2 separate regions of the Homo sapiens genome follow, and region 1 is linked to region 2. The links are chromatin loops, found by intact Hi-C in ENCODE. Cell type or tissue: ovary. All regions are shown on one strand.

What was found. Hi-C counts contacts between places; a loop is a spot of excess contacts. Peaks named below come from ENCODE experiments on the same cell type or tissue, not always from the same donor. Only the 100,000 strongest peaks of a DNase experiment are listed, where the experiment ranks them.
Region 1: it touches region 2 in a loop (5-fold over the local background); 42 of 110 quality-filtered maps call a loop at or near these places.

Annotation. Positions count from the first base shown.
Region 1 is chr15:75,370,170-75,374,169 of GRCh38, forward strand. It overlaps SIN3A (SIN3 transcription regulator family member A), which reads right to left. Exons shown (of 21, transcript NM_001145358.2): 21 at 1-2,040. The coding sequence ends at 1,810. Among named protein-coding and RNA genes, the nearest start is that of MAN2C1, 3.6 kb to the left of the region's middle. In ovary, no CTCF peak of the experiment used is centred here; no DNase peak of the experiment used is centred here; H3K27ac peaks cover 6 bases.
Region 2 is chr15:75,618,708-75,622,707 of GRCh38, forward strand. It overlaps SNUPN (snurportin 1), which reads right to left. Exons shown (of 9, transcript NM_005701.4): 2 at 2,187-2,349. The coding sequence starts at 2,344. Among named protein-coding and RNA genes, the nearest start is that of SNUPN, 5.0 kb to the right of the region's middle. In ovary, a CTCF peak has its summit at 2,213; DNase peaks (open chromatin) are centred at 1,861 and 2,254; H3K4me3 peaks cover 744 bases; H3K27ac peaks cover 2,131 bases.

The sequences.
Region 1 (4,000 bases), 250 kb before region 2:
CAAGCCTGCAGTGAGCTATGATCGTGGCACTGCACTCCAGTGTGGGTCATAAAGCGAGACACTGTCTTTAAACAATAAAAGCCTAAAATCAGAGAGGTCTACCATGTGTTTTGAAAATCCAGGAGCCAAAAAATTTTGTTTTTCTTTTTGGTGGTGGTGGTGATTTTTAACTAAAAAGCAAACATAAAACACACAGAACATTGCTGGTTACAACTAAGACTTGCGTAATGGTTGCTGAAGAAAAATCCACCAGAGTACTGGGAGGGGCTCAGTTGGTCTTTGTTCAGAAAGTCCAGGTTAACCACATAGAAAAATCCTAATCATTCATGTTTAAATGTCTGCTAGTTTAAATTTATGTAATTAAAAAAATAGGTATCCCATTTCAAATTCTCTCCCTCCCAACTCCATTTATAAGGTATACCACATGCCTTATGCACACTTTTTTTTCAAACACTGGTTTGGTATTTAAGTTGCTCACCCCCATCCATCACCAATGTGAATAAGAAAAAATATATAGAAATACAAACTACATAGCTTGACAACTTACCCAAATATAAAATATTTTCAGATTATTTGAACAAGGGAAAAAAACACGTACTAAAAGACTTAAGTATTCTAAGATTTTGGAATATTTTGATTTGGGACAAGTAACAAGTATTTTAAGCAAAATCCTGTTTCTACCCTGGATAAGGAACTGAAGTCAAAATCCCTGCTTCACAGTATTTTCTGGTGAGGACAAGGGACGTGGGTTGAGAGTTTATTCCTTAAGTAAGAACCAAGCTTTATTTATTTACAAAAAAAAAAAAAAAAAAGTTGGGGGCAAAGGGGAAGACAAGTTTTACACAAAAGTACTACAATGGTAACTCCCTTTGGTAAAAAGTGTAATAAATGTCTTGTACATCTGTTCATAGGTACTAAATCTGAAGCCACAGTACTATGGTACACAAGAAGCTAGAGCAGTTATGCTAGCACATCAAAGCATATTTCTTTTAATAAAAAATTGACAGTATGTACATTATGTACAAAAAAACAAGTTAAAATTGTGTGTGTGTGTGCGTGTGTGTGTCAGAGAGTAAAGCTGGTGGATGGCACTAAGGTAGACTAGTAAAGAGGCAGATACAAAACAGTTCCACGGGAGCTAAAAAGGACAACTGATTTGAACTCGTTGAGGTTGAGAACCAGAGGAGAGAAAAGGGTAGGCAGCAAGGGAATCGTCAGGAATAAAATCCACAAGATGATCAATCCCAAAGCCAAACTGCAGGTCCCAGATAAAACCTAATGGGTGATCTTAGATGTGCTCGAGTGACCAGAAAAAAAAAATCAAATCCAGCTTTTTTTTCCTTTTGTGGGGAGGGGAGAGGAGCAGTGACCATGATAGTTCCAATCCATCTGAGTATTAAGTCCTTCTCCAGTCTGTTTTGTAAATGCATCTCCATCCAGTCAAAGTGTGAACAGCATCCGGTTCCCTCATTGAAAGTTAGGCCACAGGAGACTCCAGTCTTAGCTCTGCTGGTGTGTGCAAGCAAACTGCATGTCTTTGCTTGCATGGACTTCCTTCCCCTCCAGGGCAGGCTATACCCAAAACCCTTTGGGAAAAGTTCCAGCTTCAGCTTTGTAAGGTATTCATGTTCCTAACAGGTAGCCCACTTGGTGCCAGGCTGCACCAGCCACACACAGGTCAGGTGGCCATGTCCCAGAGAGGCCCAGTGAGGCTTGAAAGGCATCTTCCTTGTTTCTTCAGTGTGTGAGTGCATAGGCCCACACACACATCCCCACACACACCCCAAGTTATCTGCTCTGGCTTTGCAGTTAAGGGGCTTTGAATACTGTGCCGTATTTGACACGATACTTGTTAATGCTCACAAAATGCAGGGTCTCTGTATCACAGGTGGTGGTACAGGGCACCAGGCCCTCCAGCCCCTCACCCATGAGCCACTTGCTGGTCTCTGCTGCCATTTCACGGGGCACATGCTCCTTGGTCCATTTATCTACCCAGGCCTGGAATCTCTGATGTAGACGCTTGCTTACACGCTCATGGGACTGCAAAACAGAAAAAAAAAATTTTATTAAATGAAGCAGAACCAAAAAAGAGCCCTTCAAATACAAAGCCTAATTTTCTTCTAAAGGAGCAAAGGAAAGATGTGGGCTCAAGTCTTAGATACCACTGTTTTTTTCTTAAAAGAAAAAAAAAAGGATTCTCTGTTTAAAGAGAAGTTAAAGAGGTAAGAACATAGAACATGTGAGGGCATGAAAATCCATAAAGCCTCCAAAGAAATGCGAACACAGGCTCTGGGCTGAAAAAGCTCGCTGTTCTCAATTTTAGCATGCGTTAGTATAACCGAGGGAATGTGTTAAAAAATACACATTTCTGACCAGGTGCAGTGACTCATGCCTGTAATCCTAGTACTCTGGGAGGCTGAGGCAGGCAGTTCGCTTGAGCTCAGGAGTTTGAGACCAGCCTGGGCAACATGGCAAAACCCCATCTCTACAAAAATACAAATAATAACTGGGCGTGGTGGCACACACCTGTAGTCCCAGCTACTTGGTAGGCTGAAGTGGGAGGATCGCTTGAGCCAGGAGGTGGAGGCTGCAGTGAGCCAAGATCGCACCACCGCACCCCAGCCTAGATGACAGAGCCAAACCCTGTCTCCAAAAAAAAAAAAAAAAAAAACCCAAAACCCCCAAAACCCACATTTCCTTGGTTTACCAATGTGCATTTTAAACCAGCAATCCAGCTGATTCTAATGTATCCTGGGTAGGACCCAGTGAGCCATTGATCACTTCTATCAGCATGGAGATCCACCTCTAAGCCAGACAGTGCAAAGCAAAGGGCTTAAAACCACTCTCCCTCCACTGTGTTACCCCACCCTGGGAAGCAGAGTCCAGGCTTGGCAGATGTTCTGCAGGGGGTTCTGTTCCCACCAACACATTCAATAAAAATTTATTGGTGTCCACATGCAAGGATACTAGAAGAGATACAAAGACAAAACTGGTGTTGCCCAGTGTCCCAAATAATGTGAATCAGAGACAGGCAGACACACAACACATAGCAAAAAAAATGAGCCAGGTGTGGTGGTGCACGCCCGTAATCCCAGCTACTCGAGAGGCTGAGACAAGAGAATCTCTTGAACCCGGGAAGTGGAGGATGCAGTGAGCTGAAATCATGCCACTGCGCTTCCCTCAGTGCCATGAGAGAAGTAGAGCAGACTCTTGAACAACACAGCTTTGAACAGCGCAGGGCCACTGATAGGCAAGTTTTCTTCCACCTCTGCCAACCCTGAGACAGCAAAAACAACCCCTCCCTTCCTCCTCCCTCTTCAGCCTACTCAACAAGATGAGAATAAGGACCCTTTATGATGAGCCACAACCACTTAATGAAGAGTAAATGTATCTTCTCTTGCTTATGACTTAACATTTTCTTTTCTCTAACTTACTTTATTGTAAGAATATACAGTATAGGCTGGGCACAGTGGCTCACGCCTGTAATCCCAGCACTTTAGGAGGCTGAAATGGGTGGGTTGTTTGAACCCTTGAGTTTGAGACCAGCCCTGGGCAACGTAAGGAGACCCCGTGTCTATTTTCATTAAAAAAAAAAAAAAGAAAGAAAAAAAGAATGCAGTATATATAATACATACAACATACAAAATATGTTGTTTATCAGTAAGCCTTCCAGTCAGTAGTAGACTATCAGTAGTTCCATTTTGGGGGAGTCAAAAATTATACACAGATTTGACTGTGCAGGGGCCAGTGCCCCAAACCCCTTGTCGTTAAAGGGTTAATTATACATTAAACTGTCTGCTCAACATCTCCCATTTGAAAGTTTTGTAGTCCTTTCAAACTTAAAACAGCACTTCATCTGTCTCCCAAACCTCATAACCCTTTCCTATTAACAGGTGAGCCCCTAAAATCTCCACTTAAGCAAAACAAAACAAACCAAAAAACCCCAAAACTAATCAGGCACCATCCTTGATGTCCTTCTTTTGCTTACCCCCACATTTGA
Region 2 (4,000 bases):
ACCAGAGAGAACATATGAAAGCACAATGGTCTTTTATCTCGAGAATAAAAGAGCTGGTATATTTGTACATGTGTGAAAGAAAGTCTGTCTGTGGTTATTTCCTGAACATTGTTTGTAATCACAAGAGAAGAAAACTGCCCAGATGCCCATCAGGAGGGACTGGCTTGATGGCATTATGAAGTATCCATTCCACGGAATACCTAGCACCACGAAAAAGGAATGATGTGGTACTTTATGAACTGATATAGAATTTCTCCCCCAAAACACCACTAAATAAATGTGCAGAACAGTATATAGTATACTGCTACTTGTGTTAAAAAAAAAAAAAAAAAAAAAAAAAAAAGCCAGGTGCAGTGGCTCCTGCCTGTAATCCCAGCCCTCTGGGAGGGTGAATTGGCCAGATCACTTGAGCTCAGGAGTTCAAGACCAGCTTGGGCAACATGGTGAAATTGTGTTTCTACCAAAAATAAAAAAATTAGCTGGGTGTGGTGGCCTGCACCAGTGGTCCCAGCTACTTGAGGGGCTGAGGTTGCAGTGAGCCAAGATCATGCCACAGTACTCAGCCTGGGAGATAGAGTCAAAAAAAAAAAAAGCTTTTGTACACATACTACCACACACACTTGCTCATATATGTATAGAATATCTTCGGAAGGGCCAGGCGTAGTGGCTGACGTCTGAAATCCCAGCACTTTGGGAGGTCAAGGTGGGAGGATCAGTTGAGCCTAGGAGTTCAAGATCAGCCTGAGCAATATAGGGAGACCCTGTTCCTACAAAATATAAAAAAATTAGCCAGGTGCTATGGAGTGTGCCTGTAGTCCCACCTACTTCAGAGGCTGAGGTGGGAGGATCACCTGAGCCTGAGAGGTTGAGGCTGCAGTGAGCCGGGATCTGCACACTCCAGCCCGAACAACACAGTGACACCCTGTCTAAAATATATATATATTTGGAAGGATACACCAGAAACTAATAATATAGGAGAGGAACTGGATAGCTAGGGGACAGAAATGGGAAGACCTCACCATATACTCTTCTATTTATTTTATTTATTTATTTATTTATTTGAGAGAGTCTAGCTGTGTTGCCCAGGCTGGAGTGCAATGGCGCGATTTCGGCTCACTGCAACCTCCACCTCCCGGGTTCAAGTGATTCTCCTGTCTCAGCCTCCCGAGTAGCTGGGACTACAGGCACGCACCACCATGTCGGGCTAATTTTTGTATTTTTAGTAGAGACAAGTTTTCGCCATGTTGGTCAGGCCAGTCTCGAACTCCTGACCTCAGGTGATCCACCCACCTCGGCCACCCAAAGTGCTGGGATTACAGGCGTCAGCCACCATGCCCGGCCTCTTATGTATATTTTAAATTTTCAACCATACAAATGTATTACCTATTCAAAGATAACTACATTTTTAAAAATGGGGAGAGGAATGATCTGGGAATGTATTCTGCAAGCCACCCAGAGCCACAGGGAACCATCTCTGCCAAACACAACCAGTGATGCAACACTGGGCAAAATGCAGACTGTATGGAAACTATGCAGCTGTTAGTAGTTTCTTCTGATCCCTAATTCCTTAATTTATGACCCAGAAGAGGCCCATGCTGCATTGAGAATACAAGGATCGGCCCTGCCTTCAGAGTAGCTCAGCCTCAAACACTCTTATCCTGCCCTCTTTCCCTGTTTGCACATCTTGGCACTTAGAATTAAGTATATGGAAGACATTTCCTCAGATTCCCTTAGGAATTATTTGTCTTGAACTCCCAAGAGTGCCACAGAAACATTTGGGCTGAAGGCAGATGGGAAGACCACACCAATACCAGCATTCAGAGTGCAGAAGCCAAACACAAGCATCCCAGGAAATGTGGGGAGTGAAAGTCTGGGCGTGGCTTTCGCAAGTTCCTAAACCACAGAGCTCAGTACAGCTGCCAGGAAAAAAAGAAAAACTTAACCAAATAATTGAGCTTTTGGTTTCAAACTTCGGTGTCTCCCTAATTCCTCATCTTCTCCTAAGCTCTGGGTATAAAAGAAACCTACCTCTGCCAGGATTTACCCCTCCCAACCTGTGGGCAAGAAGATCAGCCTACAAAGAGTCTACTTTGAAGGGAGAGTCTGTAGAGACAAGCCTAGAGCCTTCGGAATGGTTCATAGCTCCTAGCCCAGAGAAAGAAGACAAGGAGTTAAAGCTTCCTTACGATTTCTGCAGTTCCAGTAACCTCCGGCGGCGCTCACTCTGCTCCAAGGAACTGTACTTGGACTTGTACTGGGATAGGCGGGGGTGTGGGGCAGCTGTGCTGTTCAGATCTTGAGACACAGAAAAGCTACTAGCCAGGGCCTGACTCAACTCTTCCATCTTCCCTACAAAGGAAAACGTAAGAAAATGGTTCATTCATTTCATATCATCTCCTGTATACAGACAGTTATGCAGTTATGATATGATGGCCACATTCCTGAAAAAAAATTAACTTAATGCAAAATCACAAGTGTTTCCATGAGACAAAAGGAAGTTAAAGGGTAAATGAGTCATATATTAGCAATAACATTATTTTCCTACAGATATTTCCTTTTTTTTTTTTTTTTGAGACAGGGTCTCTCTCTATCACCCAGGTCGGAGTGTAGTGGTGCAATCACAGCTCACTGTTGCCTCAATCTACTGGACCCAAGCAATCCTCCCACCTCAGCTTCCCCAGTAACTGAGACTACAGGTATACACCACCACACCCAGCCAATTTTAAAATTTATTGGTACAGACGGGATCTCCCTATGTTGCCTAGGCTAGTCTTGAACTCTTGGGCTCAAGCAATCTTCCCTCCTCAGCCTCTCAAAGTGCTGGCATTATAGGTGTGAGCCACTGCGCCCGGCCTTTTCTGAGCAGTTCCTCTACAGTTTCCTGAATAGCCATCACTCATTAACCAATATAACTCTCCATGCAGTTTATTCAATTGGTTATTTAATTCTCAACTAAGTGCCAACTCATATTATGAAAATTTAATTCCAGAGGAAACACTGGTTCTAGGGTCCCTGGAGGAAGACAAAAGCAATCAAAAACCCCAAACTCGCCAGGCACGATGGCTCATGCCTGTAATCCCAGCACTTTGGGAGGCCGAGGTGGGTGGATCACAAGGTCAGGAGTTCGAAACCAGCCTGACCAACATGGTGAAACCCCGTCTCTACTAAAAATACAAAAACTAGCTGGATGTGGTGGCAGGCGCCTGTAATCCCAGCTACTCGGGAGGCTGAGGCAGAAGAATCGCTTGAACCTGGGAGGCGGAGGTTGCAGTGAGCCGAGATCGTGCCACTGCACTCCAGCCTGGGCGACACAGCAAGACTTCATCTCAAAAAACAAACAAACAAACAAACAAAAAAACAAACTCTAGCGACCTGGGATTACAGGTGGCTCATGCCTGTAATCCCAGCACTTTGGGAGGCCAAGGCAGGAGGATCACTTGAGGCCAGTAGTTCAAGACCAACCTGGACAATGTAGTGAGACTATGTCTCTACTTTTTAAATAAAAAAGTAAAAAATTATTTTAAATTATAATTTATTTTTTAAAAAATCTGATTGTTACTTCCTCATATTCTAGTTGTGTTTTGTTTTTGGGTGGGCAGAAAGAAGGTTTCAGGGCTACTTATGTGGGACTCACTTGGAAAAGAGCTAGGATGTGGAAGGCTGCTTAACAAGTAACGTCAATGCTCCAGTAGTGTGAAGAACTTCCATAAAGTACATTAGGGAAACAAGACAGGCATGGAGTAGATGTCATTTTGAAAACAGACTTCCCACTTTAGGTGGACCCTAAAGAATGGGAGTGGGGAGAAAGGTGAATTCACACTTCATTCAAGCGCCTGTGAGCCTTAGATTATAAGAAAACAGGAACATTTGGGAGAAATCTGACTTGCACTGCTGGGCTGGCCCAGCCCTTTGGTTCTAGTGTAAACCAGAGGGCACCTCCAGTGCTTAACCTCCATCCCAGGCCAGGTCCAGTGCTCTGAGCATCAAAATCAACAGGTTC